2 separate regions of the Homo sapiens genome follow, and region 1 is linked to region 2. Evidence: chromatin loops called from intact Hi-C (ENCODE). Cell type or tissue: Calu3. All regions are shown on one strand.

The links. Hi-C counts contacts between places; a loop is a spot of excess contacts. Peaks named below come from ENCODE experiments on the same cell type or tissue, not always from the same donor. Only the 100,000 strongest peaks of a DNase experiment are listed, where the experiment ranks them.
Region 1: it touches region 2 in a loop (2.4-fold over the local background); 14 of 110 quality-filtered maps call a loop at or near these places.

Annotation. Positions count from the first base shown.
Region 1 is chr10:121,528,465-121,533,464 of GRCh38, reverse strand. All of the region lies in intron 6 of FGFR2 (fibroblast growth factor receptor 2), which reads left to right. Among named protein-coding and RNA genes, the nearest start is that of FGFR2, 67 kb to the left of the region's middle. In Calu3, no CTCF peak of the experiment used is centred here; a DNase peak (open chromatin) is centred at 2,104.
Region 2 is chr10:121,589,325-121,594,324 of GRCh38, reverse strand. It overlaps FGFR2 (fibroblast growth factor receptor 2), which reads left to right. Exons shown (of 18, transcript NM_000141.5): 2 at 358-616. The coding sequence starts at 508. Among named protein-coding and RNA genes, the nearest start is that of FGFR2, 6.6 kb to the left of the region's middle. RefSeq lists an enhancer at 1-420. In Calu3, a CTCF peak has its summit at 1,990; no DNase peak of the experiment used is centred here.

The DNA of each region.
Region 1 (5,000 bases), 61 kb after region 2:
TACAGTGGAAGTGGAAATGGTGCCTCTGGTTTTGTCAAGGCCAGATATGTCTTCTCTCCACTCCTTGTGTTTTTTGAGACAGAGTCTTGCTTTGTTGCCCAGGCTGGAGTACAGTGGCATGATCTTGGCTCATTGAAACCTCTGCCTCCCAGGTTCAAGTGATTCTCCTGCCTCTGTCTCCTGAATAGTTGGGATTATAGGCATGTGCCACCATGCCCAGCTAGTTTTTGTAGTTTTTAGTAGAGATGGGGTTTCACCATGTTGGCCAGGCTGGTCTCGAACACCTGGCCTGGAGTGATCCGCCCGCCTCGGCCTCCCAAAGTGCCAAGATTACAGGCATGAGCCACCGTGCCCGGTCTTTTATCAGTTTAACTTTCCAGAAATTTGTTCCCCCTGCCTGTCCGCATCCCTTCAAATGAAAGCTGTAAGCAGCAGGCAGTTGTTGTTTGGGGGCCCATCAGAGGCCGCATGTCACTTCTGGATGGGTCAGGCATCACTACCAGCCCTGACTTGATGGCGGCAGATCAGCATGGCACTGTCAACTAGCCCTTGACATAAATCTGTTGTAACTCAGCCCCAGACATGATAGGACACAGCCTGAAAGCGCACAGGAATCCGTACCAGAGCGAAGTCCCCCCTCAGGTGTGTGTTCAAGAATGAAGCGTCTTTTATTCCAAGCACTGACTGATAAGCTCGAATGTGGAGTTGACACCTGGAAGGGAGTTTTGGGAGCTTTTGGCAGCCCATCCCCAGTGGAAGAAGGAGGAATGGCTGAAATTGTTGACTGCTTGGGGCAGCCTCTGTCCCAGGAAGACAAAGGCTCCAGTGTGATAGCTGAGCTGGGGCCAGGGGACGGAGGCACGGCGGAGTCCCTCAAACCACAGCTGGAGTGTGAAGTTTGGACTGTCTCCTGGGTTGGGAACAAAGTAGTGGTTAAGTAAATGAAGAAGCGGTGGCCTAGTTAATTAATTAACCTGTTAATTCATTACTGAAGCTGTCAAGATTCAGTCATTCCTGCTCACTTGCTCGTGATGGAAGGCTGCATCTCAGTCTCGGCTTCCATCACACTGTGGCTTCTGGATGGAATTTTTGTTTCTGTGTGTGATAAGGAGTGGCTGTGGTGGCATCATTTAAATGACATGATTCTGCACGTCCAGAGACGTTAGGATATTGAAAGCCTGACCATTACCTTTTAGGTTGTCATGCTTGTACCTGTTCCTGGCACAAGGTCTCGGCTCCGTAGAGCCCTGTGGGGTTCTGAACTTGAAGCCTCTTGACTTAGAGGCTTCCTGGCCAGGGCTCATTTGATTTTCCATACTCCTGACTTTGCTGCCAGTGAATTCTTTTCCATTTCTTGCTCTGAGTGTAAGACTTGGTGTCCTACCCTGACACGGGCTCTGCATGCCAGCTCTAGAGTTGCGAAATCTCACCGGAGGGGGGCAGAAAGCCCCTCTGTTGAGAAGGGATTGGGGTGGCGTGCCAGGTAATGGGTCACAGCGACAGCCTTTCTAAGTGGGCTTATTTAGTTGACAGATCACGGAACCGGAGCGGAGTTGAGGAGGAAGCACCTTCCTTTTGCCGCTTTCGTGTCCCCAGCAGCCATCTCATCCTGTTCTTATAAACCATCGCTGTCACAGACAACCCCTAAGGGTCTCTACTCTGTGCCAGATGCCCTCTCTGGAGGTTCAGGTGGAAATTACGTGGAGAGGGGTGTCAAGTTCTGTTTCCACCCTTGCTAACTCTATGGCCTTAGAAAAGGCATGGAACCTCTGAGCCTCAGTTTCCTTGCCTGTAAAATGGGGTGATGACTGTTTCCTTGTAGCACTATGGGGAGGAGGAGGTGGTAGGAGAGGCAGCGCTTTTAAATAATAGTACCATGCAACTGTTAGTCGTTATTGTGCGTTGGTCCCATACTTCCTCTTGCATCTCCAGACAGAGCCGTGCACCCTGAGCCCATCCTGATGAAAGGAGGGGTCAGTCCTGTCCTTTCCTCCAGGATAGAGATTTCAAAACTTCCTTTGGTAGCTACTGTTTAATGAGCTTTTGATTGCTACAAAGCAGCTTTTCATTCCTGTTTCACAACAGGGATCCCGGGGGGCAAAGGCTGGTTAGTGGCAGCTAGATCACTCCAAACGTACTGACTGGCAAATACAGACTCTCCCGCAGAACTGACCCCAGCAAGAAGCCTTTGGGAGCAGGTGGTATTCTGCGGGTGCCAGCTCCCTGGGGTGGGAGCAGGCACACGCCAGCCTGGATGGGGCATGGTAGAACTCTGCGATGTCAGCTTTTTTGTCACATTCTCTGCAGGCTACCCGTTGTCCTTTGCCCCACCATTGAGGAAGGAAGCCTTATTGATTGCTTTCGATTCTTGCAGGGGGCCTGGGTGAGGTGGCTGGAGAGAGGGCTAATATTTGGTCTGGCATTTAATCTTGGCATTTCATTTATGGTGTGGGCAAAGAGGATGTAGAAGTGTTAAAATCAAGTTAATATCTTACAGTTTTATGTAAGAAGAGGTTACCTGGAGATTCAGGTGAGGATGGGGCAGAGAGAAAGCTGCTTCTGTCAGAGCTTGGGCAAATAAACTTGCCATGAAATGTCAATTTAGTGATGGCAGTAAGAGTGTGCAGTAATGTGCTGGAACTTAGCGAGGTTTCTATCAGCGTGTGCTGAATTGAAATAATCAAAAAACAGTTTAATAAGTTGCTTATATTTGGAGTTTTGTGGTTCTTAACATTGCAAATTCTGAAGCAAGAAATTAGAGTTTCTCTCTAAACTCATTTACTCATGTGGCTTTATCAACGGCTGCCTTTGTAAACCGAAAGACCTCAGTTGGGAAGTTTTATGAGACGGAGTCTTGTTCTGTTGCACAGGCTGGAGGGCAGTGGCATGATCTTGGCCCACTGCAACCTCCGTCTCCTGGGTTCAAGTGATTCTCCTGCCTCAGCCTCCTGGTAGCTGGGATTATAGGCGGACATCATCATGCCTGGCTAATTTTTGTATTTTTAGTAGAGATGGAGTTTCACTATGTTGCCCAGGCTAGCCTTGAACTCCTGACCTCAGATGATCTGCCCGCGCAGGCCTCCCGAAGTGCTGGGATTACAGGCATGAGCCACCGCACCTGGCCTGCCAACTCTTGTTAAGATGTGAGTGTGGAATGCTGTGTGTTCTTCCCCTTTTAAAAGATGTGTCTGTTGGTTTGCTTTCACGGATTCCCTCTCCCTTAGGAGACCCGGCTGTTGTATTCATGGTCTTCATGCTTGGTTTGTTTTCACAGTCAGAGAAGGTAGGATGCTGTAGGGTTCTACCTACAGGTAGGATGTGCTCCTTACTTAGAGATTTGGAAGGGTGGCATCAGAGAACCACTGTGCGTCTTTCATGATAGCTGGTCAAATGTGGGTGTCTGTGGGAAATAGATGGCCAAGGGTGTCGGTGTTGCTGTGGGGAGGTTGTTCTGTTTCCTCTTCTGAGAAGAGACAGATGAGGCGATGAGGCAATGGGAGCCTCATTGCTTTGGCTTGGAGGGAGAAAATAGAGCAGAGCTCTCTAGCTGGGATTTTGTGTATTTGCTGAGTTGCAGTGGTTAATTCTCTATCCTTGAAGCACGTGGCACGCTCACGCAGCCTTTATGTGGTCGAGAGGGTGACAGTCACTTGAATGAGGTATAAGGCTTTGCCCTCATGGAGTTCCTCAGGTCACATTTTGAGGTCGAAGACCATAAATTGGGATGGAAATTTCTAGATCTTGATGGAACTCCAACTTTTTCTCTCTTTCTCAAAGCCTCTGGATTACAGGATTCTCTCAAACAAGGCTGGCAGGAATTCTGTCCATCCCAAATAAGTATGCAAATCTACAGGTCAAATGGTGCCCCAGACATATTCCCCACTGGATCAGGGAGATTGTGGTCTTTTGAGAGACAAACATTGAATATTATTCTAGTAGGATCTTTTGGAAATTATGCTCTATTAGAAAAAGGAACTTTTCATTTTACTGGTTCAGTGTACACTCTGGACTGAAACTGAAAGGTAAAGGACTTAGCCCTTTAAATTTTACATTTTGGCCGGGTGTGCTGGCTCACGCCTGAAATCCCAGTACTTTGAGAGGCTGAGGCAGGTGGATCATTTGAGATCAGGAGTTTGAGACCAGCCTGGCCAACATGGTAAAAACCCATCTCTACTAAAAAATACAAAAATTAGCCAGGCGTGGTGTTGTGTGCCTGTAATCCCAGCTACTCGGGAGGCTGAGGCAGGAGAATCACTTGAACGTGGGAGGCGGAGGTTGCAGTGAGCTGAGATTGTGCCACTGCACTCCAGACTGGGTGACAGAGTGAGACTCCTTCTCAAAAACAAACAAAAAAAATTAAAATATTAAAAATTAGCCAGGCGTCATGGTGCACACCTGTAGTCCCAGTTATTCTAGAGGCTGAGGCAGGAGAATTGCTTGTACCCGGGAGGCAGAGGTTCCAGTGAGCTGAGATTGTGCCATTGCACTCCAGCCTGGGCAACAGAGCGAGACTCCATCTCAAAATAAATAAATAAATTTTACATTTTGGACTGAAAAAACAAAACCATTCTGTATGTGAGACTCTCACCGAGTGTTCATAGGGAGGGACTGGGGCTGGGGCCTGACTTGAGGCTTCCCATCTGGCTTGGACAGTGAGAAGAGCAGTGGCGTTTGGATTGAAGGCTTTTGTGATCTGGGTGACTATTTTGAAGTTTCTCTTTAGGTCATGCTGTACTTAGAAGTATCTAGAACCGTGATTATTTTCAGTTTCTGAGTTTCATCTCCAAGAAAACAAATGGGATTTATTGTTCAGCCTCTCATGTTATTCCTATCAAAGGGAGGCATTTCTTGTTTGCTCAGATGGGCTGAAAGCTTTTACTTCTGCTCGAACCGCCCTAGGAGCAAAACAAGGCATGTGAGAGAGATGAGCATGATAGATTTTCTAGACTTCTCTAGAAGAAAGGCTTTTTAGATGGTGAAGGTTGATGAAACCTGCCAGC
Region 2 (5,000 bases):
TTGAAACTAAGGTCACGTTGCTTCTGCTCATTGAGGGCGGTGGAGGCGATAGTGGATAGTAGAAGAGAGCACACATTGCCTCACTGAAGTGGCTGCACGTATCTGAGTCCTGTAGCTACTGTTTTATCTCTGTTTCTTAAAAGTATGCTTTTAAAAAGATTAGCCTCACACATTTCTGTGGACCGGTCTGGTGGTATCACCTGGGACTCTGAGGTGAGGATGGAAGGATTTAGCAGATAATGAAAAAGAACTCTGTTTGCGCACATTTGAGAGGCTGAAAAATGGTTTTATCCCACTTGGGCTGGAGTGATTTGGCATTGGGGAAGATTCCCTGACTCGCCAATCTCTTTCCTTTAGTGACTGCAGCAGCAGCGGCAGCGCCTCGGTTCCTGAGCCCACCGCAGGCTGAAGGCATTGCGCGTAGTCCATGCCCGTAGAGGAAGTGTGCAGATGGGATTAACGTCCACATGGAGATATGGAAGAGGACCGGGGATTGGTACCGTAACCATGGTCAGCTGGGGTCGTTTCATCTGCCTGGTCGTGGTCACCATGGCAACCTTGTCCCTGGCCCGGCCCTCCTTCAGTTTAGTTGAGGATACCACATTAGAGCCAGAAGGTAAGTCATTTAATTTCACTTTTCAGGTTTGTTTTGGGATTTGTCTGGGGGCAGATTGTTAAGGCCTGTTTTAGAATCAGCTACCCTTGCATTGTAAATGGGGCTTCTAAGAGCACCAGATCGTGGTCTCTTGGCTCCCGGCAAGGCAGAGCTGATGAGAGAAGGTCCTTTGCCGCAGCACTGCAGGCAGGATGGTATAGTTTGGTGGTTTCTTGCTGTGTGTGTTTCTCTGTGCTGGGTGAGGGAGACAGCTGGGAGTTGGCCTTTATCCAGTGCCCGAGAGAGCTGTGGAAGGGATGAACCTTGGGAGGATGAATGTCATCTCTAGTCTCCCCCAGCATCATTCCTACTGCTTACAATGTAAAGAATTGCTATTTTCGGACAAGATGAACCACTAAAAGAAATTGCCAACATCTGAAATGCTGACATCTTATTTTCATTGTTTAAGGAGAAAAGAAGTTTCTGAAGTTTAGCACAGAGAGAGAGGCTTGACATCTCAGAATTTTTTTTTAGCCATTGTAATTCATAATACTTAAGCAATGCATCATCACAGAGTGGCAGATTCTAGTTTAGGTAAACTTGAAAGTGAATGTGCCAGGGGATCTCCTCCAGCTCCGAGAACCTCCAAGTATCACAGGGCATGCGCCGGTGTCACAGCTTTGGAAATTTAATTTTCAAGGTGTAAGTCCAATTACGAGGACTACATGAGGCTGAATTATTCAGCTTAGCAGATTTGGAACCTCTCTCCCAGCCCTTTGGAGACAACGTGAGCCAAGCCTCTACTTGGTGCTGCACTGAAATCTGTCATCAGTAGGGAATATTGGTAGCTGAGTTATTTTTCGAGTGGTAATCCGAGAATAAAACGGCAGATCCCAGCACTCATCGCCACTTAATGAACCTGTTTGTGGAGAGTCCACCTGGTGCCTGCCTGGCTTTAGGAACCCGCAGCAGTCCGAGTGGTGTCTGGGGTAAGCTGAGCTGCTCTGGGAACACATCTCGTGCGTGGGGTGAATGAACAGCACACTTACCCAGTGGGGTAGGCTGGGAGAGGACAGAGAGCCCAGCCTCCTTAGCTGGATCAGGACAGTTTAGGAAGGAGGGTTGCGTCCATCTGAGATGAGAGTTCTGAGAGACATGGGCTCCCCAGGAAGACCCCAGGCACTTGTCATTGAAGGATGAGGACCGAAGCACTTATCACCTGAAGCAATCGTGTGAGACTGGGGAACTTTTCGTTACACAGAGGGATGGCAGCTCTATAATTAACAGGTGTGGTGACATCTCCCTGCGTCTCTGGGAAGGGAATCTGGTAGGAGTTTGTGTCTGAGGCTTGTATAGCTACAGCTACAGGCCGATTATGGAACTGCCTCTTGGTGATTTGTGCTGGGACACCAGGATGAGTGTAATTTGCAGTGGTGATGCATTTTTACAGGGCTTTCATGTAAGAGGGAAAAAGTTCCTGGTTTCTGAAAGTCATGCCTGTACGTCTTTAATTTTGCTAATAATTAAAATGGATGTTTCCGTGATTGCTGGTTTTCCCTTGAGTGCGTGGCTCGGCAAAAACTGAGGAAGCTGAGCTGGGATTTCCTACGGTGTGGGCTTTAGGAGCAACCCAGGTTAGGGAAAAACTGTCATTTTTCATTTTGGCTTTTCAGGGCAGCGTTATTGTGAGTTTATTTCAACATAAAGTGTAAAATGGTCCCAGAGGATTTGTTTTACTGTATTTAATTCTTGAAGGAAGTTTAAAATTGTGTATACATGCAGGGAGGGACAGGTGAGGCAGAGGGAAGAAATCGTGGAAAGGGACGAAGTTCCCCGAGTGAGTCTTTGTGTAAGAATTTACATCCAACAATGTGGGTATTGTTGGAAGCAGGCCTGCTCAACCTGGGATCTGTGGATGCACTTATGGATCAGGAAGGAGGTCGATGAAGTTCTGGAAATTTTAGGTAATATTTTGTTAATGTCCTTTTGTGCATTTTTATGGGTTTATAGTTTCCATGAGCTATGAGTTCATTTGCATCCAGAATTATGAGATGGAAAAGAAAAGATGTCTTAGAGGAAGGTGCAAAACCTGGCAAAGAAGAGGCTTTGGAAAAGTATACAAGTCCCAGGCCTCAGTTTCCCTTTCTGTCGTCTGAGGGCTTAAGAAGATGATCTTTAGGGTCTCTTCATTAATAGTCATTGAATATTAATGTCCTCAGAAGTCTTCTGACTCTTCCACCAAAAGGTTGTTAGGAGATTTCCATTTGACCTGGACATAAAGAGCAATTAGCACAGGGGCTGGCATCCAGTAAGCACCGGGTGCATGGCCTTGTCGCCGTTGTCGCCAGGGAGCTGGGAACATGGGTCTTCCCAGTCCCGTGGGCTGGCTGTGCCAGGTGCCACAATGTCAAAAAACATCTAGGCTTTTGGAGACAGTTGAGAAGAAAGTTGTTTTTGGATGGAGGAGGCCCTTGGTGTTTCCAGGAAGCTGTGTTTGCTTTCTGTAGGGTCCCCACTTCCCCTCATCTGTTAGTCTAATACTGGCCACTGATTTGAGCCCTAAGACCAGTTCTTCTGTTGCAGGAGTTCGCTTTGGTGTCAGAGGTGATTAGGAAGGTCATTGAATTATAGATGAGAAAGGAGTTTTTAACAGCTGAAAATGGGCTCAGGTTTAGGCTCTGTGCTGGTGAATTGGAAGAGAGAGAGAGAGAGAGAGAGTGTGCGTGTGTGTGTGTGTGTGCGCGAGTGCGCGTGCGTGCGTGCGTGCCTGTGCCCCTGTCCATCAGTTCTCCATGATTAGAACTACTATAGCTTTGGTTAGCAGTAAGTTCCACCTTGACCTTCTGTGCACCAAGGTCTTATCTTGTAAGACTTTTTGGTTTGCTAATTTATTTGGAAGCTCAGTTTAGATAATGTCTATTGGATAGGAGAAAAATGTGACTGAGAAGTTCCAGGAAGAAGCCTGGGCCCTAACACTAGAGGGTCCTTTTCTTTTGGCCCCTCAGGGAAAGGTTATGTTTAGTCATCTTGGCTTTGTGCAATATCGTATCATATCATATGTCATATCATATATCATATATATCATTTGTCTTCTGGACACGTTCTGAAATAGTAGCAGTGGGGTTGGGCCCACTCAATTGACTTAAGAAAATAATCTCTAGAAGATTTTAGTTTTTAATATTTCAGATTAAATATGAGTTTTCCAGTTGGTCATTCATTGTTAATTTCCTTTTGGTCATTCATTGTTATAGGGCACCAGCAGAGGAGTGAAAACATGGTTATTGACTCGAAGGGGGGCAGTCCTCAATGCCAAGTACTATTCTGTTGATTAACATTATAAATATTTGAAGTCTAGTCAAGCTTGATTACCCTGAGAGGGGGCAACTCTTACTTTCAAGTTCTTCCTGACATTGTCACCTACTCTGGTTAATTAAGTCATTGTTGACATTAATGGCATCTTTGTTTACACCAACCCAGTAGGAGCTAAAATGAAAGGGCTTTTCAACCCTACACCCTTAATTACTTTCCCACCCTCCACAGAGTGTGACTCTGAAAAGTAACAACCTGAAAAAAAATGTAGTTTGTGTAGCAATTTTTTGTCAATCTTCTGAGAGGTGATGCTCTCCTGGACCAACGTGAGTTGGTCCAGAGTTCAGTAGCAGAAACGTCGAGGACAGGATCTACACAGAGACCTCCCTAAGTCAGATTTTTCCAGTATGGTTTAAGTCCTTTGTTAGAAGTATTGTAAATGCCATAATATTAACCATACGCATTTAATTGCAAGTTAAAAGAAAGGAAGAAAGAATATATCCGCATACCAAGAGTGAATGATTTAAAATAATCTTCTGTTTCGTATTATCTGCATCTTTGTTTTTCAATATGAGTGTTAATATTTAAGAGTTGACTGTAACTTGATAGTTAGCTTTGGAACAAGGACTTATTCTTGGTCAATTAAACCAAATACAGGCTTACGCAGTTAAATACACAATGAAGTACACATTCTTTATTAGTATATAAAGTGTTTCACAATTCATAGACCAAGAGCCATGTTTAATATTACTTATAGAGCAGAAATCTGGCAAGCCCAGAGAACTGGTACTTGTATCATTTTATACTGGCTCTCTCTGATTCAAATTTGGGGTATATGTGTGTGTTTCTGTTTTGTCTGTTTATTTCAACCAGTTAAAAGACAGAGCACTTACTATGCCAATGGCCCCGCATCAAGCCATAAGTAAAGACTTTATTCCTTTCAAGTCTTTCTGACCCAGTTGAGGGTGAGAATTCACAAAACCACAGCAATCCAATATGAGATGTTTTTAATATCAGACTTAACAAATAATTACATGGCTATGAAATAACTGGGGTCGTGTTTAAACTGGAAGTGTTTTGTTTAATGTTCGTAGTT